Linked DNA regions of Mus musculus: all the other regions are linked to region 5. The links are chromatin loops, found by intact Hi-C in ENCODE. Cell type or tissue: left cerebral cortex. All regions are shown on one strand. Links, peaks and the distances in the headings refer to the core of each region. The heading gives the core; the rest is flanking DNA.

The links. A loop is a pair of places that touch in the nucleus more often than their neighbours do. Peaks named below come from ENCODE experiments on the same cell type or tissue, not always from the same donor. Only the 100,000 strongest peaks of a DNase experiment are listed, where the experiment ranks them.
Region 1: a loop joins it to region 5, with 14 times the contacts of the local background. A loop is called at or near these places in 3 of 42 quality-filtered maps.
Region 2: a loop joins it to region 5, with 5 times the contacts of the local background. A loop is called at or near these places in 3 of 42 quality-filtered maps.
Region 3: a loop joins it to region 5, with 8 times the contacts of the local background. A loop is called at or near these places in 2 of 42 quality-filtered maps.
Region 4: a loop joins it to region 5, with 10 times the contacts of the local background. A loop is called at or near these places in 2 of 42 quality-filtered maps.

The regions. Positions count from the first base shown.
Region 1 is chr10:84,086,411-84,092,738 of GRCm38, reverse strand. The region is part of intron 1 of Gm34184 (predicted gene, 34184); the gene reads left to right. It overlaps Gm34113 (a long non-coding RNA gene), which reads right to left. Exons shown (of 3, transcript XR_380638.2): 2 at 330-477. Among named protein-coding and RNA genes, the nearest start is that of Gm34113, 4.9 kb to the right of the region's middle. In left cerebral cortex, for the core only: no CTCF peak of the experiment used is centred there; DNase peaks (open chromatin) are centred at 543, 2,369, 2,818 and 3,245; H3K27ac peaks cover 2,262 bases.
Region 2 is chr10:84,226,470-84,232,797 of GRCm38, reverse strand. No RefSeq gene overlaps it. Among named protein-coding and RNA genes, the nearest start is that of Gm46201, 110 kb to the left of the region's middle. In left cerebral cortex, for the core only: no CTCF peak of the experiment used is centred there; DNase peaks (open chromatin) are centred at 2,327, 3,064, 3,376 and 3,698; H3K27ac peaks cover 1,024 bases.
Region 3 is chr10:84,208,926-84,215,253 of GRCm38, reverse strand. No RefSeq gene overlaps it. Among named protein-coding and RNA genes, the nearest start is that of Gm40727, 100 kb to the right of the region's middle. In left cerebral cortex, for the core only: no CTCF peak of the experiment used is centred there; a DNase peak (open chromatin) is centred at 2,917; H3K27ac peaks cover 755 bases.
Region 4 is chr10:84,053,701-84,060,028 of GRCm38, reverse strand. It overlaps Gm34184 (predicted gene, 34184), which reads left to right. Exons shown (of 5, transcript NR_152790.1): 3 at 5,489-5,588. Among named protein-coding and RNA genes, the nearest start is that of Gm34113, 28 kb to the left of the region's middle. In left cerebral cortex, for the core only: no CTCF peak of the experiment used is centred there; DNase peaks (open chromatin) are centred at 3,426, 4,078, 4,919, 5,234 and 4 more places; H3K27ac peaks cover 1,734 bases.
Region 5 is chr10:84,354,342-84,360,669 of GRCm38, reverse strand. No RefSeq gene overlaps it. Among named protein-coding and RNA genes, the nearest start is that of Gm46201, 22 kb to the right of the region's middle. In left cerebral cortex, for the core only: a CTCF peak has its summit at 4,467 (motif pointing right); DNase peaks (open chromatin) are centred at 1,753, 2,099, 2,458 and 2,949; H3K27ac peaks cover 3,622 bases.

The sequences.
Region 1 (6,328 bases), core at 426-5,425, 270 kb after region 5:
GAACATACACATATGCACATACACATAAGAAATAATCAGTAGATTATTTCTTATGCTGGAAGAAAAAAAACAATCTCATTGGGAAATTGAATTGAATACACACACAAAAGTAATTTATATGTTTATGGTGTGCCCTAGTTTCAGATCATAGTCTAAATGACCAACATTACCTAATTTCTACGTAACTCAGTGAAGAGAGAAAGAGAGAGGGGGAGGGGGAGAGGGAGAGAGATAAGTGTCCAGCCAAAGTTATTCAATCAAGCTACCCAAGCCACCCACCAAACTCTGCCAAAACCAACTACATAGATTTAGAGACCATAAGATCTTACCTAAGGTGTGGACATAACTGAAGGCTGCATGGTCTTCTGAATTGTACTGGAGAAAGCGACATAGCTACCTCATTCTGCAGCTTGCTTCTTTTTGTGACAGCTGTAGGATTGGGTGGACTTGGGCTTCTATTGCCTTCAGTCTTGGGTCCTGTGAAAGGATTTGTTTGAGTAGGTAACAGTAACAAAAAGTATCCTAAGATTGTTATGCATATTAACAGAAGGGCGCAGCAGTGGGCAGGATCTCCAGGGCTAAAGTGTACATATTGCTCAGAATGCAGTTCTCATGAATACCCTCCCACAGACACACTGCTTTATCCCCAGAGAAGCAAGCCCTGGAAGCAAGGATTTTATCCACTTTACTCACCATGAAATATTTAAAGCATCCCAGAGTTCTTGGCCTGGGAGAGGGGAGAGTAAGAGGGGGGGGGGGTCCCACAGCTTGTATTTAAAAGGAGTGGATGGAAAGGGGTTATAAATTATTTTCATCTGAGTGGCTTAGGCCCAAAGAACCCTAAATCTTTAAAAGCTTGGGGGGGCAGGGGGCATGGGAGAAAACCATCGACTCTGTGACTCTGGTGTGGACTGGACGAAAAGATGGGAGGACGCTGAGGCCTTATGGGTTATTATGAAACAGTTCCACCATATTCTTGGAGATAGCAGTGTGCCTACTGTCCAACAGAAGGATGCAAAGCAGCTGAGGTGAACCCTTGACCCTGATTCTGGAGTTGGACACCAAGTCTGAGACACAACATGAACTCATATAGGAACACACTCACCAGAGGTTGGGGGTGGAAGAGAATCCCATCCTCGGGAAATAGGGAGCCTATCCAGGACGTGGGCCCTCCTGAGACAGCGTGCAGTAGCCACACAGGCTCAAAAGCAGAGAGAGTTTTGAAGACAAAGACAACCCTGTAGCCTGGATCTACTTAGGGGCTGAAAGATCTAAGATGGGAATATTATGGCTTCTACTGTGCAGAAAAGATCTTGGTAGATTAAGCAAGCTCTAGGTAGATTAAGGAGGAGGGTCACAGGATTCGTGGGAGCTAAGCAGCCATGGTTGTGTCCTCAAGTCCAGGGACTGGGACAACCATGCCATCCCAAGTCCAGCCACAACAGATATCATTGGTGAAATTTCTCGCTCAAGTAATTGATGTCCCTTGTCTGGCCCTGACCCCTCCTTAAGGTTTTGTCTTGATCAAGGAGAAACAGCCTGGGGTAAGGCCCATCTATGTCCTCACTGGCATCATGGCAACAGGCAGAAATGCCACATGGACCTCAAGACAAAGGGCTCCAAAATGTGGCCTCTTGGTATCTCAGGAACTCTGTGAAGCAGCTGAGAGTTGCACTTTTTTTTTCCAGTTTGGTTTCTTGAGACAGGGTTTCTCTGTGTAGCCTTGGTTATCCTGGAACGCACTCCATACACCAGGCTGGCCTTGAATTTATAGAGATCTGCCTGCCTCCTAAGTGCTGGGATTAAAGGCCTGCACCACCATCACTGCCAGGCTTCAATTTCATTTTTAAATAACCCAAAAGGCTAAAAAGAAATGTACTCAAGACCTCGAGGTTACCAAATGGGAGCACTACCCCACCCCCACCTCTAATAGAGATGCCTCAACATAAAATCTGTAGAACTCACGGGTCAGGTTTTGAAACTAGCTGCCTCTATGAGACTTCTCCAGGCAACCAATTGTGTGTGTGTGTGTGTGTGTGTGTGTGTGTGTGTGTGTTATGTGCAGTATGTGTGTGGTGTATGTGTAGTGTGTATGGTGTGTGTGGTATATATGGTGTGTGTGGTATATATGGTATGTGTGGTATGTGTGTGTGTGTGGGGGGTGTAGTGTGGTATGTGTGTGTGTGTGTGAGTGTGTGTGGTGTGGTATGTAGGCATGTGTGTGTGGTGTATATGGTATGTGTGTAGGTGTGTATGTGTAGCAGGTAAAACAATCTATCTTTAAAGTCATCCCTGTAAACAACTGGCCCACGTGACTACAGAAGATAAGACATCTCAGCATTTGAGATCTGCAAGCTAAGGAGCATGGAGAGATGAAGGTATGGCTCCTGTCTGCTATAATCCGGCCAAGCAGATACACAAAATCAGCCATTTCTCTGCCCTGCATGAAGGTGATCCACTTCTGCGTCTAACAGCCAAACCCCCTTTCTCTGGTTAGTAAAGGCTACAATAAGGCAGAGGGATTGGTTGTTAGAAAGTTAATAGGAGACTCTGAACTCTTGTTCTCTAACCTTTGCTTCCTAGATCAGAGGAGATGACAGAATCTCTACCAGCGGGTGTTTGGGGTCCCAGCCTGTACATTTTTGGCACAATAGTAATGTTAGAACTCAGTGCCCTTAGTCAAAAATGAGCTATTTGTCCCGTTATGTCCACACCTCTTGATGTACTTGCTGAATACAGCTGCACATGGTGCAAAAAATCCTTGTCACCTAGAGGACATTAGAACAGCACTGGGCTTCCTTCCTACATTGCATGTGTGAGCCTGGCGGAGAAGGGAGGGGCAGTTCCCAGCTCACCTCTCCATTCAGCTCTAGGCTTGTCCATGTGTGGGGAAGCTCAGTGGTCACGAAGAGATTGGCTTCCCACCTCCTGGTACCACTGATAAACATCTCATAGCCCACCAAGGAGGACGATGCTGATACCTCGCAGAAGGAAAGCTAACTGCAGCTACCAGGTCTCCATAGTACCTTGCATCACCCCAGTCATTTCTGGAAATTCTAGGGCAGCTGCACCATAGGAGACGTTCCGTCTATGAAAATCATTTAGGCGGACGACATCTGTTCTCCCTCCAGGGAGCTGAACAAAGAGGTATTTTTATGGTTTCCAATTCTGCCTCTGAGGCCAAGGCTTGAAACCCGCTTAAGGACTTAGATGAGGTAAATTTGCAGACTGCAGCTGAGATGTGGGAGCAGGTATTGGACCATCTGGAATACCTCGCCACCCCAGGGATGTAAGTGCTTCCTCGTCCCTTTAAAAAGCAAGGCTGACCTTCTAGAGGAGGAAGAAGAAGCCAACAGAGTTTTGATAACGCTTATGACTCAGTTCCCGTCCTCATTCTCAGACAGGCCTGCTGAGCTCCAGTGCAGCTGCTTTGAGGAGCTATGCTGTAAATATAAATGACAATAATAACACGGTATGGCATTCACATTGGAGTCCCACCTCCTCCAGGCACCTGCCAGTGATTTCAAGTTGTCTTATTTGGTACTTCAATGTGGCCAAAAGTCTACTGTGCTAAAAGTCCCCTTTCCAGAAGTCCCCTTGAATTCCTCCACACTTACAGTCCACTGCCTGAATCTTTGCAAGTTCTCTGTTTTTCTCCTCTTTATACTCACCACCCCTGACTCGCTTCAGCCTCCACCCAACCACATCTAAAACAAGAACGGGCAGATGTCTTAGAGACATTTTAGAGGTCAGTGTTACTGACAGGTGACCTAAGAGCCAGTGTGCCAGTCACCGTGCTCCTTCCCACCATGGCAGCCCGCAGTAACCACAGATTCTGGTGACCAGAGGACAGAGCGACCAGAATGAGCAGTCTGTCTGTCCGTTGACCTCTGTCAGTTGTGGGATCCAAGTGTCACCCAATAGACTGCCAACAGCATGAAGAAGAAACTGTCTAGTGTTCCTAGAGGTTAATCATCACTGCCACATAGACTTAAGCTAGTCAAGACTCTCCTCACTTCATCCAGCAACAGAACAAAGCAAGAGCCGAGACAATGAGAAACATAGAGGCAAAACCCACAGCTTTATCATTAATGTATTTTTAATTCATTCACTGACCGAGGCATTCTCTTTCATGAAGAGTGTAGACTATGGAGGATTGGATGGTGGGGAGTTTGGCTTGGTTAAGCTATATGTGTATGAGAGAGTAGATTTGTGTAAGCAAGTATTTGTATGCATGCTCCCCTGCATATGAGAAATCACACCATGCAACAGACCTGATTAATGTAAGGACGTTACCATTGGGGAAGGGAGGGGAGTTGGGACCTGAAAAGAGCAGAGGCAGAGAAAAGAAGGGAACAGAGAAGGACAGAATGAGAGGCTGACTGGGAACACATGGGAACAGAGAGAGAGAGAGAGAGAGAGACAGAGACAGAGACAGAGACAGAGAGACAGAGAGAGCGAGGAAGGAGGAGAAGGAAGGAAGAGAAGAAGGAAGAGGAGGAGGAAGAGGAGGAGGAAGAGGGGGAGGGGGAGGAGGCTAGGATAATGAGCAGTCTTTACATGCTGATGCACCTGGCTTGCACCTGGCAGGCAATGGCCACAGGAAATGATGCAAGCCGTTGCAAAGTTGCTGTTTAGGAGGAGCCCAGTGAGATTGTAAGTCAACAGTGACTGGATCATGTAGTTAAGTAAGTTTCTTATTATCTTATAGTGTCTTTCTACAGATTTTTCATGTAAAGGAGCCTGTCCTGTTACACTAGCAACCCCCTAGGCTCTGTTCATCGCATCAAGATTTCATAGAGTGACCATACACCTCGGTTTGTGAGTACTGTCACACAAGGATGAAGCAAGACACATTGCTTAGAAGACCTCCCCATACACACCCATCCTTCAGCTACACGTGACTATAGCTGGAATCTGTTGTATGTGACCTGTGGAATCCCAACACCCCCAGAAGACCATGTTAGGCAACTTATGGAAACTTCGGCTTTCTTACCTAAAAATGGAACCCATGACCTTTGCACTTCCAGTCAAGTGGGGGAACTTCTCTAAAACAGAACGCTCCTCCCCTGCCACACTTAGAATACCTTCCTCTCGTTTCTGCACTTGAGTTTTCTGGAGCTGAGATCTGGGGTTTTTCATATCAATATTCTCAACATTCATCCTTGTTAGGTTTCAGCCCTGGGAGAAATGGCTGAGGTGCCTATTTAACATACCGAAGCAGACTTGGCCACCAGGTTCTCCCAGCATCCCTCTGTCCCTCCCTGTTACAGGGTCCTCCTGACTGGCATATCCTGCCCCTATCCTAAACTCCCCAACCCAGGGAGCTGGGCCACTCTTCCCTATATAATCCAAGCCCCTACTGGCTGCAGCACTTCTCCCTCTCCCCTCTGCCTTCCCCTTCCCCTCTCTCCATATGACCCAGCTCAGTCTGGTCAGGACCACTCTGGATTCTCCCTGATGTCCTTGCCTCTGGCTATGTTCTCCCACATATCTAGATAATAAAATGTCTCCTACAACAGACCTAGGAGCAGTCATGTTCGTTCCTGATTGTTTGTTTGTTTGTTTCATTCAATCCTGGGACACAGTCATGTTTGACTCAGGACCTCCTCTCTTTCATTCCCTTCTTTCACACATGTTCATTTAGCTTCTTCTTGTATTTCTTAGTTCTTTCCTGGGCCAAGTTTCTAGTCAATTCCCATTAACCTTCCTGCAGGAAAACTCTCTTGCCTGCGTACCCACTGTATGAGTAAAAGTTACATTACAGTGGGTCCCAAGTGTGAGCGCAATGGTGCTCCTGGCCAGGGATGGGACCACTCACCAACTATGCCAATAAGCATCTATTTGCTACAAGTACAGCGAAACTTCAGTGCCTAGAAATCACAGCAGGTGCAGAATTTATGTCAAAGCAAAGAGGAGCTTAGTTTAACATCGGAGCAATGACCCATAACATTAGTCTCATTTGGATTACTAATTCCCCTCCCTAAGCTTAGGTGATGACCACATTCCATCCATACAGGTGATGTTTTGTATCTGTTGCTTCCCTCCCCACTCCCATCTCCCCTGCATGCCCAGGGAGCAGCCACATTAGCACACAGCACAGTGGCAGCCATCTGCAAGCAAGAGCTAACCAGGACCAGAGTCTGGTCATGATGACTTCCTGACTGGGGACTTTTGTCTCTAGAACTGTGAAGAAATACATCTTTGTTGTTTAAGCAACCTAGTCTGTGGTGTTCTGTTATAGCATCCTGACCTGTGTCCCAATTAGCATCCTATGAAAGGGTGAGAACCGTTCTCAAGGTTGCTTTTGAAAGAGGATAGACAGCAT
Region 2 (6,328 bases), core at 846-5,845, 130 kb after region 5:
AGTTTCTCTCTTCTCTCTCTCTCTCTCTCTCTCTCTCTCTCTCTCTCTCTCTCTCCAGTTAAAACATGGAATCTGTATACTGTTTATCTCTGGATTGACCCAAGTATTTATGATGAAAGAAAAAATAGAAATAAAGTTTACCTCTGTCTTAGCCACTGTTTTAATACTGTGAAGAGACATCATGGCCAAGGCAGCTTATAGCAAAAAAGCATTTAGCTGGGGATTTCATAGAGTAGGCCATGACCATTGTGGCAGGAAGATAGGCATGGTGCTAGTGCAGTAGCTGAAAGCGTATATCTGACCCACAAGGTGAAGGCATAGAGAGAATAAGACTGAGCCTGGCATGGACTTTTGAAACTGCAAAGCCCCGCCCTCAGTGACATATCTTCTAATCCTTCCAAGACAGTTCTACCAACTATGGGCCAAACATTCAGATACAGGAACCTATGGGGGGCCATTCTCATTCAAACTACCACAGTCTATTATATTAAAATGATGCATTCTATTTTGTTATCTAATAGATAGCATTTAAATAGACACTCACGCCTAAAAATGTTGAGAAACCATTTTGAAATAGCTAAGCTATAACTGCATCTGATAGGCCAATAAGAATGCCTCCTTTCCCCCTCCCCTTTTCTGAAAAGAAAAAGAGAAGGCAAGAAGATGGTAGTGGAGTGGATGGGGGTGGGGGGAGGATGGGGAGAAGGGAGCAAGGAAAAACTGAGGTAGAGATGTAAAATTAATTAATTAACTAACTAACTAACTAATTAATTAATTAAATTTTCAAAAATGAATGTCCCCTTTCCTAGTATTGTATTCACTTTCCTAGGTTGTATTTTGTTTGTCTTGGTTGGTTTATAGTTTCAGAAGCTTAGAATTCAATGAATTTCTCTGTGTCTCTGTCTCTGTTTCTCTCTGTGTCTCTGTCTCTGTCTCTCTCTTCCTCTCTCTTCCTCTCTCTCTCTCTCTCTCTCTCTCTCTCTCTCTCTCTCTCTCTCTCTCTCTCTCTCTCCCTCTCTCTCTCTCTCTCTGTTGTGCTGTAAGTAAAGGCTACTATGTATAACCTTTATTTAAATTCAATATATCAGACTTACATTTAGAAAGCTTAAATTCCATCTTATTTTGAGGTTGTTATTTAAATATGTTGCATTTTCTTCATGAATTAAAAAATGTTTAGAAAGGAAAGATTAATTTCAAATGAAGCAAATGTAATTGCTACTATTATTGAGCAAAGTTTGGCACATATATACATGATTTTTGTTTATTTTCTGTGTGTGGCCCTGGCTGCCCTAGAACTCACTCTGTATTCCAGGCTGGCCTTGAACTCATAGATCTGCCTGTCTCTGCCTCCTGATTGCTGATATTAAAGGTGTGTGCCACCACTGCCAGATTAATTTTTTTCTTTTAAGTAAAGAAAAAAATCCCTATTCTTACACAAGCTATACATCACACAAACTAATATTTTATAATATAATTTTAAGATTTTTAAGCCCTAGTTGAACAAATTTTTAAAAATAGAAAGTTTAAAAGGAGCAGATAAGGAATGAAAATTTCCTTTTAATCATAGTCCAGGTTTAAAGTTTATATTCTTAATGGCAAGAAAGGAACCACGGGAAAGATTTAATTGGTAGTCAAAATAAAGTAAAATAAGATAAAAACTAAGAACAGAATCATTGAAAATATTCTTTGACATGGCAAATTGTTACTGGGCTAAGAAATGTGTATTCTACTGGTAATGCGGACACATCAGGAGCTGTGCTATGATAAGCAGGATCCTGAGATCTGGAGGTCTTTTCAAGGACTGGAAAGTCTAAAGACTCCTTGGCTAATTCACCAAACCCTTGGGGTCTGCACCAGGGTGTTGGAGACAGGCAAAGGGCTAGGCTCACTTCCTGCCTCAGTTTCCTCATCCACTAACAGTGTCTGCTGCTGAGTTCCTGAAACTCTTTAGGGTTGTCAATCACAGATTAACTTCTCTTTCATTGGGTGTTTCCTCTGCCGTGGATTGGCCCCACATTATTTGGTCTGGTAGGCAGCTCCCGCGGTTCATTGGCCTCTCATTTGCTTAGAGTCAAAGCTCCCTCTTCGCACCTTCTTATTCTAGCCTCTCATGCTTGGACCGCTTCCAGCTCTCTAAATCCATAACAGCTACTCATCAGCACCCCTCCCCAAGTCAGCCAATGCCATGTTATTTATGGCATAGTTTATCTTATTTGAGAATGGTCCAGGTCCTTTCTGTCCTTGAGCCCTTATTTGTCACTTGTCCTTATGACAAGTCCCGGTGTATTAATAGTCTGTGACTCATTCAAGGCGCCATTCAACAGTACAACCACCGGAGCCACTCGAGTAGGAAGACGGGAACGCGATGATTTCACTGGTGGGTGCCCTCAGATAAGCTTAGCTACCCGTAGGTGGTAGCACTGATGGGGGCTTTATTACCTGCTAGTCCCTTCATATAGGTTACTTCTTTATGCTTCCCATACCTGTGCCAAGTGCGTATTTTCTATTTTGCAAATGAAGACATGGAAGCTCGGAAATGTCAGCTGACTTGCTGCTGCAGTTCTCAGTGGGCACATCCACCAACCAGAAGCAGTGTGTTCCACACCCAAAGGCACGGTTTCTCTCCCCTACTGCCTGGTGCAGTGAATGTAGAATTTCCCCAGTGGTTGCAAGGAGACTTTTGTGCCCACCTGGACGTTATATTTCTACTCGGAATTTCAGAACATTCAAACGTGCTTGGTAGCTTGTTCCCCAGTGTTCTCAGTTGAAGCATCTCTTTATGGGCACAGCACATGGGCTTATGGACAGGTGGGCTATGGTTGTGAGCATCTTTGCCAGGCTTGTCCCTATTACCCCAGGACACAAGAGCTGCCAGTGTTTGTAGCATGCATGAGCCTAATTAGCAGTTTTAAGCGATCAGAACATCAAGTGCCTTCCTCTTTCTGCTCTGGAGACTTTCAAACACGCCTGCAGCATTGTTCTCTGTAATCCACAACATCCCCTGCCCTCCAAGGTAGACTCCAGCATGGGTTTCCTTGTACATCACGTTGCCCATTCCATACGGTATGTGGGCTGTGCTAGAGATGTTTGTGTCCCTCAGAGGCACCTGCTATAGGACTCTGGAGTGTTTGTCTCAAGTAATGTATTCTGTTGCAAAAGGCAAAAGAACCAATATTAATTAGGTGCAATTCCCAAGCCAAAAATGATACTAGCTGTTTTGCATGCATTATGTCATCTAATCCTCACAGGAATCTAAGAGAGAGGGACTTTAAAAGCCATTTATCAATACATGTACAAATAACATCGAAAGCAGAGGATGTTCCCAAGTGTGCTCTGTGGAGATGAGGCTGCCAAATGCAAATTAGGAAGAGACAGTTTCTGGAACACATAGTTCAGGGAAATCACAAGCTTTGAAGCAAGTAATTGCAAACACCACGGATGCTTGTGATATTCACAGATCAATCAGTATTCCTGCTGCGGTGAGCATTGGCTTTGTGACCACAGCTGCTGGGGTTCTCCATGAATCCCTTTACTATCTGACTTAGTGATTCCCCACAGCATCTTTAGAAGATATACAATCATGAAACACTTCTCTTGCAGGAACAGGGGTCTAGGGAATTAATGAACTTGTCCAAGTTTCCGTTATCACAGATTTAAGAACCAATTTTGTGTAGGCGTTGAGGCAAGACGGTGCAGTGGTTATGAGCAAGAAGGGACCAGGCTTTGGGGCTTCAAACTCTGTCTTCTAGTTGTTTCTTCTAAGAGCAATGACTCAGCTCTCTGAATCTTAGCTGTCTCTGTACAATGTAAAGATTATGATCTCATTCATGGTTGTTTCTTACGTTACATATAGGGAAACTGGAACCAAGGCTATAATCTAGGGTCCAGGGCCAAGTGGCAAGGTTGGGGCTTGGCAAAGTTGACAGATGCATCTCGGTCATTGGTGCCTGGTTACATTTCAAGTAACAGTGCTGTCAAGTTCATTCAGTGCCCAAGACCCAGTTTAATCCCTGCCGGAGCTCATCTTGATTGACCTTGCCATTGGAGCATTACTGGCTTGAGGTCTTTGAGGGCTAACATCCTTCCCCAGAGACTGGGTTGCTTCTCTCAGGGATGGATTCATTTTTGGAGAGAAGGCTGTTGTAAAGCACCCACCCATCCTCTTCTACCCCCTTCTCTTTTCTACATATCTTGCTTGCCATGCTCACACACACTCCTGCCATACGAAGTGCCTCCTAACCGTTACCACAATACTTTCCAGAGCAACGTGTTTAGATACATGTGTGTGTATAGATGGCCAAGGAAAAGAGTTAAGGTGGGCAGAGAGCTTGAGATCTACTGTGTGGGTGATTGGGTGCTTGGCTGGGGTGGGGGATTTCATTTGCAGAAGGGTTTTCTTTGGGGGACAAAGGAGAGCAAAAAGAATGAACAGGGTATAGGTAAATGGTCCCCATGGAATATTTCAAACTTCCACCACAAGTGAGTATTGTGTAAATGGTGTTTGAAGGTTGCATTGCCATGTTTATTTGTTCTCTGAGGATGTCTGTGAACAGCAAGCCTGGTATATGTTCTGGGAAACACACACACACACACACACACACACACACACACACACACACACACACACACACACACACACACATTCCGGTTGTGCTGGGGCTTCCTAGCTGTCAACACATCCTTGATTTTGCTCTGGTGCCAGCTGATAACCACCATCAACGTCTTGAAAATGCTAGCAGCTTCACAAGGCAGCCCTTACCTGGGTGGGGCTGGATTGTTCTAGAACAGAACAGCTCCTCCTCTTTTTATCCTTCACCACAACCTTATTAGGACCAAACATGTTTTCTCCTTTCCCTCAGACATGTATCTTCTTGTCTGGCTTTCCTCAGGTCCAGATTTGTGAAGAGGATTCATGGAAAGCCCCTGATCCTTATCTCAATAAGATTCACTTCTAGGAGGCGTTGGATGTCTTGCTTTCTACCCACATCCCAGCCCTGTATGGCAGGGTACACACAGTCAACTGGAAAACTATTCTTATTTCTTTTAACTGTACACTAAGTTTGGACTTTTATTCTTCTAATTATCTCTGTGAACTATCAGCTTCCTGTAACCCCGATTAGTTCTACCCTCCTTCAGGTCCTGTACTTATCACCAGGGCTTGTGCATGGAAGCAACCTGCCCTGTCCTCTTGTCTTCCTTCCTTCCTTCCCCAAGCAAACCCACGCCCACAGTTTATTTCCTAAAATGCAGATCTCATCTGAATCCCTTCATGAAGGGTTTCTCATCATGAAACCCTTCTTCAAAGCACTTCAATGTTCCCCTGGTATCTCCAGGGATATGGGCTGGCTCATGATAGAGATTTCTAGAATAAAATGGACCAGAACTTTTATACCAGACCCGTGAGAACTCGTCAAATGACTTGGTTTTGTAGTTGACATGCAGAGAAAATTCTTTATTTCTTGAGGAAAAGCTTTGCCTACAGTTTTGTTTTTAGTGGCTCTCAGGATTTTCTGGGGTGGGTGGGTGTGGGGACAGTGTTTTCTTATTCAATAAGAGATAGGGTGTGGAAACTGGGAGGGACTGGACCCTTGACAATATGTATTTAGGTTTACTAGACTTCATAATGTGGCTTGGCTCCTAATCACTGACTGAAGGACATAGATTCAAGAGGCACAAAGACATCCATGAGTTCTCCCTACTCTCCTCGGTTCTCCATTCACAGCAAACAGCTGAGCTCTTCATTCACAAACACCATGAAAACACCAAGAACAGCTTTGATTTTAAGTTCTTGACTTGGTCTCCTCAGGAGGTGTTAGGTATTAGCTGGAATGACGTTGAGGGCATGGGAAAACTGAGGCACTGAGCAAAATGAGGAGAGTTCCCAGGTCACAGCTGGTACTCAATCTCACCTTCTGATTCATAGAACACACACGACAGCTCTCTAAATCACTACCTCACTGGGATGGCTATTTTGGTTTGTCAACTTGACTACAGCTGAAATGAACTAAAACCCCAAAATGCGGAGGGGGGCACACCCATAAGGGATTTTTTTTCTTAATTGGATTACTTGAAGATTCACTTTGAGTTGGGAAGACACACCATTAATCAAGGTCTTTTTTATTTTATTTTATTTTATTTTATTTTATTTTATTTGAGACAGGATTTTTCTGTGTGTCCCTGGCTATTCAGGAGCTCTGTAGACCAAGATGGTCTTGAACTCTTGAACTCAGAGATCCACTTGCCTCTGCCTCTAATGCTGAGACTAAAGGCATGAGCCACTATGCCTAACCAGTCCAGATCTTTTGAAGTGGGAAGACCCTCTTCTAAT
Region 3 (6,328 bases), core at 621-5,620, 150 kb after region 5:
ATAAATTCCCTATTCTTGATCCACAATAAAATATTTACTTTTCAAAAAGACTTTTGGTCCTTTCCTCCCTAATTTTTCATTGCTGTTTTAGTATCTACTTTATTTATTGTAGACAGTCACTTTTTTTCAAGCATCTAAGTCCTATCCTAGCAGTATATCACACAAGCTGCTAGGTCAGTTATTTTAGCATCAACTAGTATGTCTCATATTATTGGGCACATGAGTCACAGGGTTCCCTGCTACCAAAAACTCTTATATAACTCTGTATTTTGTTCCTCTTGATCCACTACCATCATGGTCCATTTATGGAATTCTGACCCAGTTCTGTCTAGTACATTCATCCTGGTGAGCTTCACTGCTCTAAGGTCTGATCTTCCTCTTCATGCCCAGAACTACCTGACTGAAGTCAAGCTGAGACTTGACATTGATGATGGGACTGGGGCTGAGGAGAGAAAGATTCTGGGCACTAACTTATTCTAGGATCCCATTTTTTGTTGTTGTTGTTGTTTGTGGCCTTTATTCATATCCAAGGCTGGCTGAGAATAGGAAGCTCTTTTATTTATCAAAGAAGTACACCTCACATCTGTGGTCTTCACTGTTTAAAGAAAATTGGACACTCAATGTTTATACTTCCATCTACCTGGATTGGATGAAGCCATCAAAACCTCCTCACTGGAAGACTTTCTAAGACTTAGAATTGAACTCTTTTCAGAACTCTGCCACTCTTAGCATCAGGTTTTGTTTTAGCTGGATTTTGGTTCTAGGGGCTCTCTTGATACCAGAGAAGAGAACGGCTCTTTAAACATTGTCAGAGAACCCACTAAACTCCATGCTCTGTTTTGTATTTCTGAGCAATCAATCTGAACTTGTCAGGTCCTCTTTCCTCCATGCATCCAGGGCACTCAGCAAAACGATCGAGTTTCAGACTTTAACATTACTATTTCCCTTCTCTTTCAATAGCAGGATATTACCCAAGCCAGCACATCTCTTGAAGCTTGTATTCTATCCAAGATCAGAAAGTGTATTAGCAGTTGTCTAGCTAAGCAAGTCAACTGCCAACAAAGAGATAGGGGTCCTTGTTGCCAACAGTAAGGAGATGGATGAGCCAACTCAGGCATGTAGCTTCCTGAGACCATGTGCAATACTGGCTGTTTCATGTTTGGATGATTAGAGGCACAGTCTAAGATGGGGATCATGTTGCAAGTGATGTATTAGGGAGCTCTCTTAGTAGAACTCTGTGAGGCAGTGATAAAAGCACTGTAGAGATATGGGTGCATCCAAATTCTGGCTACAGCTGTGCTCCATGGAGAGTCCTAAATTATAAATGATACTACAGGGCTGTGCCATCTGCAAGAGAGTGAGACAAGCTGTATGCCGCCACCACATGGTCATTGACCTTAGGGGGGGGGGGGAAGAACAAAGTCTCCTTGAAAACCTCAGGAAATCAGCTTCCCATAGACTAAAGACAAGCTTCTGTAAGATGAATATAACTTTGAACTGTTAGCTCCAGGGATGATGACTATATCAGAAAAGATCTGAGGCACCCAACAGCACTGACTATGGCAATGGCTTGTCATCTTGATATTCTAGGGAACCAGAGTTGCTGTGGTTTGAAGATTCTTCCTGAAGTTCACATATTCATATGTAGTTTGCCCCCCAGATTGTGCTAAGGGTATTTGCAGTGGAGTCTCCGATGTCATAGGGATGGAGACTCTATAACAGCATTAGTGGCTTTGTAAAAAGGAGCAAGAGGGGCCTGCAACAGCACACTTGCTCTGCCTTACTTTGTGATGGTTTCCACCATAGAGTAGGAAACCCAACCGAGCATGCTGGTGACATTATCGTGAACTTCATAGTCTCTGTACCTCTAAAAGAATCAAACTTATCTAGAAATTACCCACAGCCAGGTACTCAGTGATTGCAAAAGAAAAAGAATGCCTTGCATCGGGCATTTGAATGGAAGGGATCTGTAGGTATATGGCATAACACAGTGAGTGGAAGAGGTTAGACTCAAGTGGAAGAGGTTAGACTAGTTATAGAATAACCAGATAACTTTTGTTTTGCCCAGGAATGGTGGTGGCTTCCCAGGTATGTGTCTCTCAACCTTAAAAGTGGGAAAGCCCCTAGAGAACCTGGATAAGTTAGTCATGCTAACGAAGTAGAAGGAATGTTAAAGCAAATAACACTGTCTGCTATAAGACCACACAATCCTCTAAATTCAGTAAGTGAAAACCAAGGAGTCCTTAGAAGAGAGGGCTGATAATATTCTTTGTAGGGGAAGAAAGCAGGTTTAATGGAAGTGGGAAAACCATTGCATCAGTGTACTGTTTTGAGCCATTTCTACTGAGAACAAGAACTAAACCTGTATTCCTCTGAGGTCTTATCTTCTTGTTGGGGATCAGCACTGGCTCATGCGCCAATCATTGTGATCACACTTATAAGAAATGAAAGATGCAAATACACAATGAAATCTGCTCCTTGAGCTCTATAGGGAAGGAAATGGCTCGTCTCCATTTCACCAGGTCCTCTGAAGAATGTCCACATGCTGTTCTCCATTTATTCCAAATATACTGGGTCTCTAGACAGCGCCCACATTCTTTCCTTCATGTACTTAAAATATACTGAATATCTAGTGTTGAGCAAGAACATCTGTTGTCTATTATCAGGAGCAGAAGTTCAAAAACTTCTGCCCGCTGCATCTTGCCTTTGAAGCTGCCAAGGAAAACATCACAATAAAGAACTGGACAGAACAAGGCCTTACTCACAGAGAGAAGCCAAAGAGTGAGCACAGTTGGCTTCGGTAGTGAGTGTTGGTCCTTCTTAGCTGGTGGGTTCTTCCCAGAAGCAGATAAGAGGCTATGGGCACCCCTCTGGTGCCACAGAAGAAGGATTTGGCTCCTGCCTCAGAGAAGACTGATGTAGCAGCAGGACTGTCTGGGTGTCAACTCATGTATATGCATCATCAGAAGGGAGGCATACACACTGGGCGTGAAACAGGGAAAGATATTTCCAGACAGATGAGAAACCCAGCATTGGCTGTGAGGATGTGACCCTGGGTAAGAAGGTGTTTTTGGAAAAGCTCTTCTGTGGCTTAGGGGAAGGTGAGAAACTGCATTCCAAGACTGCATTCTTTTTGTTTTTCAATGCTGTCTTAGGTAGGGTTTTATTGCTGTGAAGAGACACGGTGACCGCCACAACTCTTATAACGGAAAACATTTAATTGAGGTTGGTTTATGGTTTAGAGGTTTAGCCCATTATCATTATGTTGGGAAGCATGGCAACATGCAGGCAGACACAGTGCTGGAGAGGTAGCTGAGAGTTCTAGATCCATATTGGCAGGCAGCAGCAAGAGAGAGTGAGCCACTGAGTCTGGCTTGAGGATCTGAAACCTCAAAGCCTATCCCCACTGACATACTTTCTCTAACAAGATCACACCTCCTAATAGTATCACTGCCTATGACCCTATGGGGACCATTTTCATTTAAACCAACCCAAATGCCTATAAAGTATCAGTGTTCTAGCTCCTGGGGACCTTTCTAGCTACCATGAACATGACTGATGTTTTCTTTACATTCTAGTTCTATCTATCTATCTATCTATCTATCTATCTATCTATCTATCTATCTATCTTCTCTCTCTCTCTCTTCCTGTCTGTGTATGTATTCTTATAACCATGACACATTGTAATAAGGGTGTTAGAGTAAAAGCCAAGAGAAAAACAATATGCATCAGGATGATTCCAAGAAGGAGATGAGGGTGTATTGGACCAAGCTATGGAGGTACAGATAGTAAGGAATATTTGAGTTCTGGATATACATTGACAGTTTAACCAAGAGACAAACTAATACATTGGATATAGGATAAAGGAATCAAGGGATAGATGTTCAGAAGTTCAGATAGTGGGATTCCAAGGTGGAAGCTGAGAAAGGAGATGAGCTTAAGAAACTGAATTTTAAGTGAAGGCTGATATGGTATACAATTTTTTGAACCTCCAACTTCTAGCTGGTGTTAGGAGCTATGACCCGAGATGTGATTGCTCAGGGAAGTGGCATAATGACTCAGGTATAGTGACACTCCACCATTAAGATGCATTGGAGTGAAGGAGGGCTAACACAAGACTCAGAGGAGTAACAGCCAATGGAAGAGCAGTAAAGCCAGGATGCATGTGCATCTGGAAGCCATAGAGCTGTTCTTTCAAGCACGACATCTTGATCTGCTGCACATCAGCCTGATGATGGCTGAGACTTACACACTGGATCAGACAACGTGGAGGTGACTGACAACCTTACCTAATCCTTTATCTGACCACTGAAATGGAAAATCACCTCAGGTCACTTTATCCTTTGGAATGGCTCCCAACTTTCCATTGGAAACTAGCCCCAAATATCCAAAGAATGGTAATGTTTAGGTTTTTGATTTGTAGCCAGATTTCAGTAAACTCAAGTATGGGGGATTTATCTTATTTATCCAGTTATCTTTGGACATGCTTGGTACACAGTAGATATTCAGAAGACATTTACTATATGAACATCTGTGTGATGGTCAACATGGTGGTCTCTTCCCCCTACTTTTCTTGTTTCTTCTACCTCTGGATACTGTTAGCTGTTCTTCCATTTTATTCCTAGGGTTCAGAAAGATTTAATTTTTAATGAACATCTAGTTTTAGTAAAACAAACTAATGAAGGATAAGAAAAAAAGCATAACATCACTAACAGTGACTCTCTGGGTTTCCCGTGTACCTGGCATTTGACTAAGCATTCTATTAATCTTGTCCTCATCTAAACGTTGCAGGACCTGCAGTTCCAGCTTTGCCATTTTACAGGTTGTGCAGATCATGCATTAAAGTGGGGGATGTGTGAGTTCTCCAAACCCATTTCATTTTCCTTCTGGAGACACAGGTTGGCGTATTTCCCTGACCTCTTTTGCAGTTAGGTATAGTGTCTTAGTTAGGGTTCTCTAGAGTCACAGAACTTATAGAATCTCTCAATATATATATTAAGGGAATTTATAGGAATGATGTAGTCTGCAGTTTAACTAATCCAACAATGAGCAACTGTGAATGTGAAGTCCAAGAGTCTAGTAGTTGCTCAGTCTCAGACTAGTTGTTTCAGCTGGTCTTCTGTATAAGCTGGAATCGTGAGGATGTAGGTTCCAACAGATGTGCTGACTAGTAAGTGCAAGCAGGCAAGGATATGTGTGTCTTCCTTCTTCCAATGTCCTTAATGTAGGCCTCTAACAGAAGGTGTGGCTCAGATTAAAGGTATGTACCACCATGCCTGGATCTAAAAGTTGCTTTGTCCCAGGCTGACCTTGAACTCAGAGATCTGCTGGCCTCAGTCTCCTGGAATTAAAGGTGTGTACTACCTTGCCTGGGCATAAGCTTTTCATGGCCACTATGCCTCAAGAACTTCATGTCAAGATCAAGGTCAGAATCCTGTCTTCCAGTCTGACAAGTGCGCCCTCCATTTCTGGACTGTAGTTCATTCCAGATGTAATCAAGCTGACAACCAGGAATAGCCATCAGATCGAGCTATGTAACAGTTCTGAATGAGGAAGTGAAGGTACTTCTCAATGCTGCTTTCTAGCTTGACCCATGAAAACTTCACACACAAAGCTCTTTCCTGATTTCTTCATCTAGAAGCTTCATAACACAATCCCTTTAGTCTTGATAGAATCAAACTATATAAAGAAACTTGATCCCTGAATAATCCCTCAGGAAACACATCTACATGAAATTTCACAGGAGACAGATCTAAGTTGGTAGCTAAGCCATTGAGATGCAGTTCAAGTTATCTTTTTAATATGATTATTCTGCTGGTAAGTCTGTAGGTTTGTTTTAAGGAGAGGCATTGGTATTGAGTGTAGACACTCAAATCAGAATCAGAGGACTTGGTGAATTTGTTTATAGCACACACTTTATGGTGAGCTTTCTAGCCCTCTCCTCTAACTATAACCACAGAATGCTCTAAAGATCCTTATCTTCCATGCAAGAGATGAGAAGCATCCTCTCCGAAGACTCTAAACTCTAGCCAAGAAAAAAGATGAAAAGATACAGGCAATGGGGGTCTGCTAATGCGTGGTCTGATGGAGTCGATTGTAACCAGCTCCATGGCTGAGCTGAAAGCTTCCAACGAGCTTTCTGTTTCCTCTCTTTTTTTTTTATTAATAACAAGCAATATGGATTACCAGACATGTGGAAAGGTTCTAACATGACATACGGAGACCACAACAAACACACAGAAGGAATGCAACTTAGAGGAAACAAGAAAGTAAAGAATTGTTGAAACAGCTTTCATTAATCTTCTTAAAAGAGATAAGGATACATGAA
Region 4 (6,328 bases), core at 785-5,784, 300 kb after region 5:
GACTTCAATTCTATGCTACTTAATGTGCAATAAACCATCAAAGTGATGGATTCAGGGATATGTGCCCCCAAGCCACACTTGTTCAAAACTAAAGGCAGAGAAGAAAGAATTGAGAATAAATAGTCCTGAAGCTTTGGGGGAAAGTGACTGAAAATTGTTTCCCACTGTTCCCCGCAGTCATGGCTGGCAGCACTTGCTCTAGTCTTCCTCTAACAGACGGGCACTGATTAGAAGCTCAGCAAACCCAGTCACCTCTTCCCCTGGATGAAGCCCTTTTAGCCTTGATATCTGGTGCCTTCTCTCCCCTGTGTTGGAATAGAGACAGAGTTAGAACTTACTCAGCCTGTCATTGACCTCTAGGAGCATGCACAAGGTCTTTGACAATGTTTGAATGTCCCACAGCTTTAAACAGGAGACAGCAGATGAAGTCCCAAAAGTCATCGAATGCCTGATAGTAAAAGGCAAATGTTAACCAAGAGTATCCCCAGCAGAGTAGGGTATGACAGCAGCCAACAAAAGGGCATCTAGGTAAGGGGTGCAGGGTCCCAAGGGAGGTGACCACGGTTTCTGTAGGATTGTCCCTGCTAAAGTAGTAGTTCACCCGTTAGCTATAATGGGCTGAGGGCTGAGTTTAAGACACCTGGAGGCATAGCCTGAGGAAGGCAAGAGACTCAGAATAATCCAGAAAAGAAGGTGAGAAATTGCTGGTTGGACTGTAAGCTGGGTCATCTACTCTGGAAGTCAGTCTGGTGGTTCCTCAGAAAATTGGACACAGTGTTACCTGAGAACCCAGCTATACCACTCCTAGAATATACCCAAAAGATGATCCAACATATAACAAGGACACATGCTCCACTATGTTCATAGCAGCCTTGTTTAAAATAGCCAGAAGCTGGAAAGAACCCAGATGTCCCTCAGTAGAGGAATGGATACAGAAAATGTGGTACATTTACACAATGGAGTACTATTCAGATATTAAAAACAATGACTTCATGAAATTCTTAGGCAAATGTATGGAACTAGACTCCTGAGTGAGGTAACCCAGTCACAAGAGAACATACATGGCATGCACTCACTGGTACGTGGATATTAGCCCAAAAGCACAGAAACCAAAATACAATTCACAGACCACATGAAGCTTAAGAAGGAAGGCTAAAGTGTGGGTGATTCAGTCTTCCTTAGAAGGGGAAACAACATACTCAAGGGAAGAAATACGCAGACAAAGTGTGAAGCAGAAACTGAAGGAAGGGCTATCCAGAGACTGACCCACTTGGGGATCCATCCCATAGATAGTCACCAAACCCAGACAGATTGTGGATGCTAAGAAATTCATGCTGACAGGAGCCTGATATGGCTGTCTCCTGAGAGGCTCTGCCAGAGCCTGACAGGTACAGAGGCAGATGCTCACAGCCAACCATGTGACTGAGCATGAGTCCCCAATGGAGGAGTTGGAGAAAGGACTGAAGAAGCTGAAGGGGTTTGCAACCTAATAGGAAGAACAGCAATATCAACCAACTACATCCCCCGGAGCTTCCAGGAACTTAAACACCAACCAAAGAATACACATGGAGGGACCCATGGCTCCAGCCGTATATGTAGCAGAGGATGGCCTTGTTGGGTATCAATGGGAAAAGAGGGCCTTAGTTCTGTGAAGACTCAATGCTCCAGTGTAGGGGGATGCCAGGGTAGGGAGGTGGGAGTGGGTGGTTGGGTGGGGATACACCCTCATAGACTCCGAAGGAGGAGGGGGAATGGGATAGGGGATTTCTGGGGGGAAAACAGGGAAAGGGGATAACATTTGAAATGTAAGTAAAGACAATATCCAATAAAGTTTTTTTTTTTTTTTTTTTTTTTTTAAAGAAATGAGGTTAGAGGGTGTCTTAGTCAGGGTTTCTATTCCTGCACAAACATCATGACCAAGAAACAAGTTGGGGAGGAAAGGATTTATTCGGCTTACACTTCCATACTGCTGTTCATCACCAAAGGAAGTCAGGACTGGAACTCAAGCAGGTCAGAAAGCAGGAGCTGATGCAGAGGCCATGGAGGGATGTTCTTTACTGGCTTGCTTCCCCTGGCTTGCTCAGCCTGCTCTCTTGTAGAACTAAGATTACCAGCCCAGAGAAGATCCCACCCACAAGGGGCCTTTCCCCCTTGATCACTAATTGAGAAAATGCCTTACAGCTGGATCTCATGGAGGCATTTCCTCAACTGAAGCTCCTTTCTCTGTGATAACTCCAGCTTTGTCAAGTTGATACAAAATTAGCCAGTACAGAGGGGGAGAAGAAACCAGACCCTCGGTGTCTTGGAGGATGCTCCAATGGCCTTGGCTTTTATTCTGCATGGGAGAAATAACACAGTTTTAAGCAACGTAGATTAGAATTGCCTTATATTTTGAAGGGTTGATCTGGCAGAGAGAGTGTGCTATTCCCTCACATCCATTTCTTTCCTCTTCCTTATAATAGAAACCCCACACTTTCGGCTGGACACATGGCATAAGTCATGAAACTAAGTTTAGCCAACGGTATGTGCTCCAAAAAGTTCACTGCAGCTTTTGATATTTTTCTTCTTTGTTTTTGCCCTTCCTCTTCAACCTGGAATGCAGACATGATGTCTGGATCTTTACCTGTTCTAGTTCATTATGAAAACAAGGGTCATCCCCCACCCCCACCCCCCTGTATGGGATGGTAAGAAGTTTGGACCAGAGTCCTTGGGAGTAGAGCCATCCCAGCCCATTAAGGCTCTCTCTAGGCAGTTATCTCTGTTTCTGGTGGTTAAGTGGAATCCTAATTGGTATAATCTTCCTGGCTACAATTTAAAGAATAAACTGTAGGGCCAGCAAAGGTAAAAACAGGGTTAATCTCTAATTTTCAACTAAGAACACTAAAGGTTGAAACAGTTAAATGAAGCACATTAGGATTGTGGCATATCTATATTTAAACCCTGCCTCTTAGACATTTTGAATGTATGATTTCTTAGCCTGGCTGCCTGACTTGGCCCTGGAAGGAGCAGTGATGCCAGGACCACATGCCACCAATGACTGTGGGTGCCTGAAATGGACTCTGGAAAGATAGCGTGGCCTGCGCGCAGAGTTGCCGTCATCCACCTGTCGGAACACCCTTCTTTTCCCTTCGCTATACACACCTGCCCCTCACCCCCAACCCCATTGCCGGGCACAGCAGAAAATGCCTGCTCTTCTGCCTGGAGTGGACAGTGGGCATCGTGAACCTTTGAAGGAAACTGCTTCATTAGGGAGGAGGGAAGACTGGAAGAAACTTTAAATCCATGAATGAACCTTCCAAGTTGCTGGCTTTGTGTCAAAGGGCAGAATGTGCAGAGCAGCCTAGAGGCCTGAGAGACCTCAGGCAAGGAGGTGGGCGGAGCCTGCTCCAGGTGCCCTGTGAATGAGAAGATGCTCAGGCTACCTTCCCCTTTCCTCTTTGCTTTTCCTTCCAAAACAAAAGTACAGAGCACAAGTCTTGGTTAATCACGTAGTTCTCAGACTATTTTTCCTTGGGGGTGACTCAGCGTTTTTATGGCCCTGGCAGGAAGCTCAGCCACTGTGTAGACAGTTTCTTTGGGTGAATGATGGTATGTATGCATGTGTGTGGCATGTGTGTGTTGTGTTTTTGTGGTGTACGTGTATGCTGTGTGCGTGGTGCGTGTTGTGTGTGCACATAATGCACACACAGTGTGCATATGGTCTGTATGTATGCGATGTGTGTGTGTGTATGATGTGGGGAAGTTATACACATGGTGTATATGCATATGTGGATGTGTGATGTGGTGTATGTCGGAGGTATGTATAGTGTGTGTGTGTGTGTGTGTGTGTGTGTGTGTGTGTGCGTGTGCGTGTTGTCTGAGGTGCCGGTGTTTATGGTGGGGGAGGTGCTCTGCCTGCCATCCCTTTGGTCTCTCTTGCTTGTTCCATGTTGTTTATTTGAGCTCGGGCTTTGGAATGTCAAGCAGCAGTCTGTGTTCCATGTTTCCTTTCTGGTAGCAGATTCTCTTCCTGATTATGCTTTGCTCTGGCTAATATGAAAATGAATTGGCTTCCTCTGACAACAATAAGTGTAATAATAACAGGAAATGGCCCGGAATCACCTAATAATAAAAATAGAGCGGGAAGGGAAGCAACCAGACCCAGGGACATTGTGTTGACAGACTTCCCACTCCACCTCACCCTTCAGCCCATCTGCCTGACTCAGAAAACTGTGTTCGTTGTTGGTGAGGCTACTGGGAGCCTGAAAATATCCAGTATTTTTTCTTCTTCTTTTATTAGGGACTCTGAAGACTCTAAGTATCAAAACTGGGGGGGGGGGGGAGGTTTCTTTTCAAAGAGCAACTATATTCTGCCCGATAGCATTGTTTGATCAGGAGTGTTGCTTGAGCTGAGCTAACACACACTCATTGCACTGGCTCGGGAACAATCCTCTGACCTAGTGACCTATTTGATTTGTCCCTGGAACTTGTGTCCCTTCTCACTCCCCACCTCAGGACTTCACAGTTGAGGTGGCAGCACAGAAGCCTCTCTAGTTTTTAGCTCTTACAGGGTCTTCCCCGGGCCTCTGGCCTCAGTCTATTCTGTTCCCTGGCTGCTAGGCTGCGATGCTTCTCCTCGCCACAGTCCCTGGTAGACACTGGTGTCAGTTTAGAACATGGATACCTTTGACTTTGCAAAGCTGAGAACCACAACCTTCACTTTGCCCCAAGGGGTTACATTCCACAGAAAGGAAAGGAGGGTATTTCTTTCCCAGAGCCCCTTCTCCCCATCTGCACAAACATGGGAAGTCTGTGGCCTCATTTCCATGGCACACAGACCCTCAAGCCGGTCCACACACAGCCCCCATTGCTAATAATGAAAAGTCAGAAGCAGAGAGATCCAACTTAGTGTGGGGAATTGTCAAACCACCAGGGACTCATGCCAGCGTGAGTGGGTGAAATCTAGCTACTAGAATTAGTCAGGCATGGATGCACATAAAGACCTTAATTTTTACCTCTCTCTCTCTCTCTCTCTCTCTCTCTCTCTCTCTCTCTCTCCCTCTGTGTGTGTGTGTGTGTGTGTGTGTGTGTGTGTGTACATGCCTTTGTGTTTAATGGGAGACAGGAACACGGGGTCTAAGTCAGAGTTCAAAGTGAGCTAGTGTGAGCATGCCTTGTTGGCCTATTTATCCAGTAGTCTTGGCACACTCAATGAGCATGTTTGATTAATGACAACCGCCCACAGGGTCACACACAGTACTAAAACGAAGCCCAAAAGGGGTCATCCCTGAATGTAAAAGGCTTGTTATTAGGTGAGCCATCTGCTCCTGTCTCTGTGGCCAATTAGGTCATCACAGACTCAGTCAGCAAGTATGGTTAGAGGAGAGGTGCACCTGAGAGGAGACATTAACACCTTCACCAGTGACTATAAGTCAGGGCTGCCTTGCTTGTCTGAGACCATCTGAGCTGACGCTCTTCCCCTCTCCTTTCCCCCCATTGCCGCCTCTAGGTTTCCAACCAGGGATCATTCTCTTATTGGAATGAGACATTGCCATGATGGCTGTCCAAACAACCTGGCACCTGTGGTCAAAGACAACTTCAGGGCAAAGGTAATGTGATCTGGGTAAAGTCTTATGCCAAAACTTGTGTGCATATGTGTGTGCATTCATACATGCATGTATACACACACACATGTTTTTGCCTGTGTATGTATGTCTGTGTGCATGTCTGCATATATGTGCATGTGGGGGGTATGCATATGTGTGTGTGTTCCCTTCCTAAGGTAATATACACATGTGTATCTGTTTATATCTATCTATATATGTATGTGTATGCATATATGTGTGTACATGTGCAGAGTGTGTATATGCATATGTGTGTGTATGTGTGCTTGTGTAAATGTATGTGTGTGCATGTGTGCATGCACATTTGTGTGTGTTTTCTTCCTAAGAGAAAAACACACATGTGTATGTTTGTATCTGTGTCTGTATGTATGTACATGTGTATATGCATGTGTGTGCATGTGTGGATGTGCATGTGTGTGTGTTTTCCTCCTATGAGAAAAACACGTATGTGTATCTGTTTGTATCAGTATCTGTATGTATGTGCATGTGTGTGTATATATGTATGTGCATGGGGTGTGTGTGCATGTGTGTATGTTTCCTTTCAAAGGTAACACACATATGTATGCCTGTGTATGTATGCGTGTGCATGTGTGTATATGTGTGTATGCATGTGGGATGTATGCATATGTGTGTGTGTGTTTTCCTTACTAAGGTAATACACATATGTGGTAGAGATTGGTTATTCAGATAACAAAGGGAGAATGAAGATGCATTGTAGGGTAACA
Region 5 (6,328 bases), core at 941-5,940:
CAGTACGTATGTATGTTTTTCTCTTGCAGCCTCGGATACCACACAGCCTACTTCACTCGCCTTTGTTCACGTCCCGGTAAGAGGTCTTAATGACCACTTCCTGAAGTGTAATTCCTATTTGAGAATGATAAGGTTTTACTGAGGTCTGCATGGAGTAATGAGGAAATTGACACCTCAGTTAATGGTTTCTCGTTTCCTCTGGGTGCAACGAGGAACTTTATCTCTTTCCTTTGAGCGTTGCTTCGATGCATGCTCATGGCCATTCTTTGGTTAAGCTCCCAAGACCTATTTCATACCTCATCCTGATATATCTGAATGTGAGTATAAGAGACAGGCAGGTAGGTAGACTTCATTTTTATATTTATATAGATATATTGCATTTATATTATGCCCTCTTTTAGCTCTGTGGTGATGGAGATGTTCCTTTCTTTTTAAAATATTTTTTTCTTGCAGTTATGTGTCATATCCATGGCTATATGGTTCTTCCCAATACAATGTGATGCCTGAGGTCAGGGGTCACGGGTCAGGGGGGTACATCACCTACCACGTGACTTTATCACAGCCTTCATCGTTCTTCCCACTTGAATTTCTCCTTCTCTTGGATTCACAATTGGCTTAAGAGTTCACTAATGCCGAGACCCAAACATGGTTGATTGATGATATTTGACTGAAGTAGGGGTGCTGGAGAGATTTACAGTGGTCATCCCTCTTTCCTCTCTCTCCCTCCTTTCTCCTTGGCCTTGTGCCTTCCTTCCTTCTTTCCTTTTTCTTTTCTCTAAATTTCTATGAAAATGAAGTCAACCTAGAAACACTTCTGGTGGCAGATTTTATTCTTGAGAGCCAAAAGTGATGAGTTGAATGAGAGTCAAGAGAGAGTGAGTTGAACATAAGGCTGGAGGGCAGTGTATAATACAACCTCATTGTATCTCTGAGTCCATCCATCCTTAAAGCAAGCACCAAGGCTTCTGGATTCTGTTTGTTGGATTTGGCCATCTGTCTTCTTGCAACAGAAGATTCCTAACTGACCCGGCTCCTGAACATATGAGATTAAGACAATGAAACTCAGTGTTGACTAAGGCAAGATTGGCTTCTACTCTCATCCTGTTCATGGTGCAAGAGGGACATCACTTCATAGTTGAAGTTCTTAGCTCCAAATACTGGGAGAAAAATTTCAGGTTCTTTCAACAGAGATGAACCTTATTAAGGCTCATTATAAACACAGAGTCTTGCAGCAGGACTAGTCATTGAGATTCCATGTATGGAGCCAAAACCCAGCTATAGAATTGATTAGGTAGAGACCTCGCAGCTGGCACTAGTGGTCACAGTCTTTGTTCCATGCACTGCCAACATGTGACTAAGGACTGAACATTGATAATGTACATTTGTCAGGGTTGACACTGAAAACTGACATTCCTAGAATGGATCTTAATATAGGATCTGAACTCGTGTCAAGTTAGGCTAGGGTTTATCTAATTGGAGTAGATTTGGGCACATGTCTGTACTCCTAGGACAGGGTTTCCATAGTAACCTCCACCTTATAGTAGACATCTTAAGATGAGGACTTTTTTTAACATAGGAAAGACATTCAAAGGATCTGAATCGGATGAAAGTCACATGTTGAGCATATTAGGGAAGGCCAAGTTTAAGACCAGAACATCATGAACAAAGACATGACACTTGGGAACACAACTTGGGCAAGGTTTATCAAGAAGGCTCACGCGGCATGCTTTCCCTGGAGACTAGGCAATCACATATAAGCTTATTTTCAGGCTGCGTGTGATGAGCCCATGTGCTGATTTGTGTCCTTCCCCAAAGAGAGCTCACTATGTTTATGAAATATTAAAAAAAATTCTGGAAAAGTCTACAATCCAAAATATTTCTGGTCTTCAGCAGTTTGAATAAGGGATATTCAACTTGTAGCCTCATTTTTATAGATGAGGTAACCAGGGCTCAAAAAGTCACAAGACTAACTAGCCTAAAATCACACAATGAAGTGGCAAGACCAGATAGCAGCTCTCTCCTTTTGACTGACATTGTACCCGCCTCCCCCAACTTTGGACAGATTTGTTAGATTCTGAAAAGATGTCTGCAGGTCTGTGTGCCCAGACTAATGTCAATGTGGCTTTTACTTCGTGCCAAGTGCTGAATTAGGCTATTACATCTTGCACTCTGCATGTAATGAAGTATTTGGAACATTCAGAAAAGCCAAATAACTAGCCTAGGTCTATGGAGTTCCACAACCTGTGATCTTTGCAAGATATTCTAGGACAGAGGTCTGAGGAGGGAGAGGAAGTGTGTGCTGATGAAGAGGAAGAGAATGGCTGTGTTGGGCTGTGTTGGGAAGAAATAAAGAAGACCCCAGGTGGTGGTACCGTTCTTGGGTTGAGGAAGCATAAGGCATGTGGGCAGGAAGCCCAGAGTGCCATCTGGAGTCTCATAATATCACCAAGATGCTTTCTCCCTGCAAAATGAGGACAGCAGGCCTGTGCAGGGCTGCAGACTCACAAGGATGCATCCAGCCTGTGCCTTGGAAGCTGAAGCTGGGCAGGACAATTATAAGGCAGATGGGAGCATGGGATCACGTGCTTGGTACAGAGGCAGCCAGACTCTGCTCCCATTGCAGGCTGTCAGTAGGGATGCCCCTCCTCATATTTGCTCCCTGTGGGTACTTTCTACTCTGTGACCTCCTCCTCCTCTCTCCTTCCTTTCCTTTTTAACTAAAGCTTCCATTTTCTCAAATTCCCTCTTCTGCTCTGCTGGGTACAGGGATGAACCTATGTGCCAATGATCTTCAGGCGTCCAATCTCTCTCTTCCCACCCAGCATACCTATTTCTCCTCTTCGGTTTCTCATTCTCCTGGTTTGTACCAAATGCTAGGAATGGACATCTGGGAGGAGCCAACCTTGCTCCTGGCCTCACTTCCATTCCCTCCCTCCATCTCTGGCCATCTTCCCTGTATCTCCCAGCACCCCCTTTACTCTCACAGCGCCTGCCACTTGAGATCAAAGACTCTCCAAGTTAAGTTTCCTCTGTGCCGTGTCTCTCCTCTCCTTCCTCTGGCACATTCTGGTAGATCTACTAGGCAATACCACCAGACTTAGCAACGGGAGGAAAGTCAAATCATTTTGGAATGTCTTTGGGAAGTAAAGTGGTGACTCATTTACAGCCAGTCAAAGTCTCCAGCCGCTTCCATTTGTAATGATTATTTTCACTGTCAACCTGACTCTAGTAGGAGTCACCTAGGAGACCCACCTCTTAGGATGTGAGTGAGGATACTCCAGAAAGGTTCAACTACAGAGGAAAGACTGAGGGTGGGTGGCACCGTCCTGTAGGCTGAACTTCTGAACTGAACGAAAAGGAAAAAGGGAGCCAGGGAGCTGAGCACCAGCATTCATCTCTCTCTGCTTTCTGATCATGGTCACAGTGTGACTGGCTTCCTTCTACTTACTGCTATGTCTTCCCCATTATGACGGACTATACCCTCAATCCTTGACTCAGGATAAGCTCTTCCTTCCTTAAGTTGCTTTTTGTCCCTGTTCAGGGCTGGTCTTGTCTACTCCCAGACACTGGCATCCATCAGTCTCCTCTAGGAACACCACGATAATCACACACTTGTGGTCCACCAGTCCTAGGCATCTTGAATGTAGCTGCATGTTGCTTAGTCTGGGGAATGAATTACATCCATCAGACTGACCTGTGGGAAGTCTGTAGAGGTATTTTCTTGACTGTTGATATGGGGATGTTTAGTCCACTGCCCAAGTGGTTCTGGGTTGTATCTTAAAGGCAGCTGAGCAAGCCATGGGGAGCACACCAGTAAACAACACTACTCCATGGCCCCTGCTTCTGTTCCTGTTTCCAGGTTCTCAACCTGTGTTCCTTCCCCAATGGACTGTAAGTCGTAAAATGAAATAAACTTTCTCTTCCCAAGCTGCTTTAGTTCATGGTGTTTATCATAGCAAATACGAGGCAAATTAGAGTAAGCTGTTCTTACACGTTGACTTTAGCCTTAAGAGATGGCGAACAGAGGATTTTGTCATATTGGGTTAGATTTGTGAACTACAGAACTGTGAGGTATCAAGTATGCATGCATATGTGTGTGAGGGTATATGTGCACCTGTATATGTATATGCATGCCTGCATATGTGTGTGTAGCAAGTATATGTGGACAGGTGTGTGTGTGTGTGTGTGTGTGTGTGTGTGTGTATGTGCTCATGATAGCACACATGTGAGGGTCAGAGAACAGTTTTTGAGTCTTAGTTTTCTCCTCCCACTGTGGGTTATTGGGATAGAATTTAGTCATCAGAACCTCAGTTGACTTGCTAGCTCAAATGTGATTGTCAAACTGCTGCACCCAGCATGGCCCTCAATTGCAAGCAACTTAAAACAACTTTTTTTTTTCAAAAAAGATTTATTTATTTGATTTATATGTGTACACTGTAGCTCTCTTCAGACATACCAGAAGGGGGCATCAGATCCCATTATAGATGGTTGTGAGCCATATGTGGTTCCTAGGAATTGAACTCAGGACCTCTGGAAGAGCAATCAGTGCTCTTAACCACTGAGCCATCTCTCCAGTCCATGAAGCAACTTTTAATTACCTATGCAGAAAAGAAATGTAAAGAAAATGAGATGTGGTTTTGCCTGCCTAGGATGCTACTTGGATACACAAGACACCCATCCCAGCTATGGGTGAATCAGGACCTAGCTGGTTCACTTGGTTCTCTGCTCATTTAGCATCCTTGATTCATCTCCCTTCTCATATCATGGCTTTTCCCAGCTCTGAGCTGGGCATGAGAGAAAGAGCAAAATACATCCCAGTTTGGAACTTATCCCTGAATCAAACTTCCAGAGACAATCTAATACGAGCAAGGAGAGGAGAGGAGAGGAGAGGAGAGGAGAGGAGAGGAGAGGAGAGGAGAGGAGAGGAGAGGAGAGGAGAGGAGAGGAGAGGAGAGGAGAGGAGAGGGGAGTCACGAGGCAAAGGGAGGGTCAAACTGTATTAAGGAAAACCCAATCACAGAGTATCTGGGCAATAAGCCTCGGTAGAAGCAGTATGTGAATGTGAGCTAGAAGTGTATATTTTGTATGATAATGTACAGGTTACAGGTTTCACACAGACATTCACTATCCAAACACAGAAAATGTTCAACATGTAAATATTTTGCTGCCCGCACCTAAGGCTATGCAGTAGAGTACAGGATTAAACACACGCAGATGGTTGCACATGTACTCTCTGGTGGGCAACTGACACATATGATGCTTGTTTGTGTGTATGCATGTGTGAGTGCACGCTATGACATGACTATTGAGGAAGGCAGAGGACAACCATAGATGTTGGTTCTTGCCTTCTGCTTCCTTTGAGCCATGGCCTCTTCTTGTTCTCTGCTTTGTACCCCAGGCTGCCTGGCCCCTGAACTTCTGGAGCTTCTCCTGACTTGGTCCACCCCGCCCGCCCCCCATAGGAGGGCCGGGATTATTGATGCATGCGACCCGAACAGTTTTCTGCGGGCTTTGGGAACCCAAAGGTGAGTCTTCCTGTTTGTGTGGCAAGTGATTTACCCACTGAGTGGCCTACCAGACCTTCTCTAACTGCTGAGGCCGGTATCGTTGTGGATACCACTGACATTTTGGAGGGGACAGAACACAGAGACAGTGTGAGGGAGATTGTTTCACACATTATAAAATACAGATGTGATTGTTCACAATTTCTGTCGCTATGAATTGTGACTGGAGTGGAATGGATGGATGGTAACACACCGTTGGGGCCACCCTTTGATCCAAACCCAGTTCCTATATGGGAGAGTTTGAATGCCAAATCTCCACAGTCTCAGGTTAGGGCTTGGTTGAAAGCTGATAGGCCTCTGGGGAGTCCTTAGCCTCTGATGTAATCCACAATGACTCCATCATTCTGACGTAATCTTCAATGAATAGCCTTTGATGAATCCATTGTTATTGCAAGAAGATGGGAATCAAGAGATGAGGGTTAGTTAAATAGATAAGGTTATTGAATGTATGCCATTTTGGTGGCCCTCCCTCCCTCCCTCCCTCCCTCCTCTCTTTTCCCATCATCAGGTGAACATGCTCTGCCATGTGCTTTTACCACCGTGGTGTTCTGACTCACCAGGGAGCCAGATGGCCACCGACAGAAATATCTCAGAGACCGGAACAAATAACACCCCTCCACACGTCGTCTTTCTCAGGTTATTTGTTTGCGAGGGTGATAAAGCTGACTAGCAACCTTGCATCTTTTAAGATGTACAACTGGCCCTAAGAGATGGAATTTATTGTTATTCTCCTGTTACCATGGGAGAAACTGATACATAGCCAG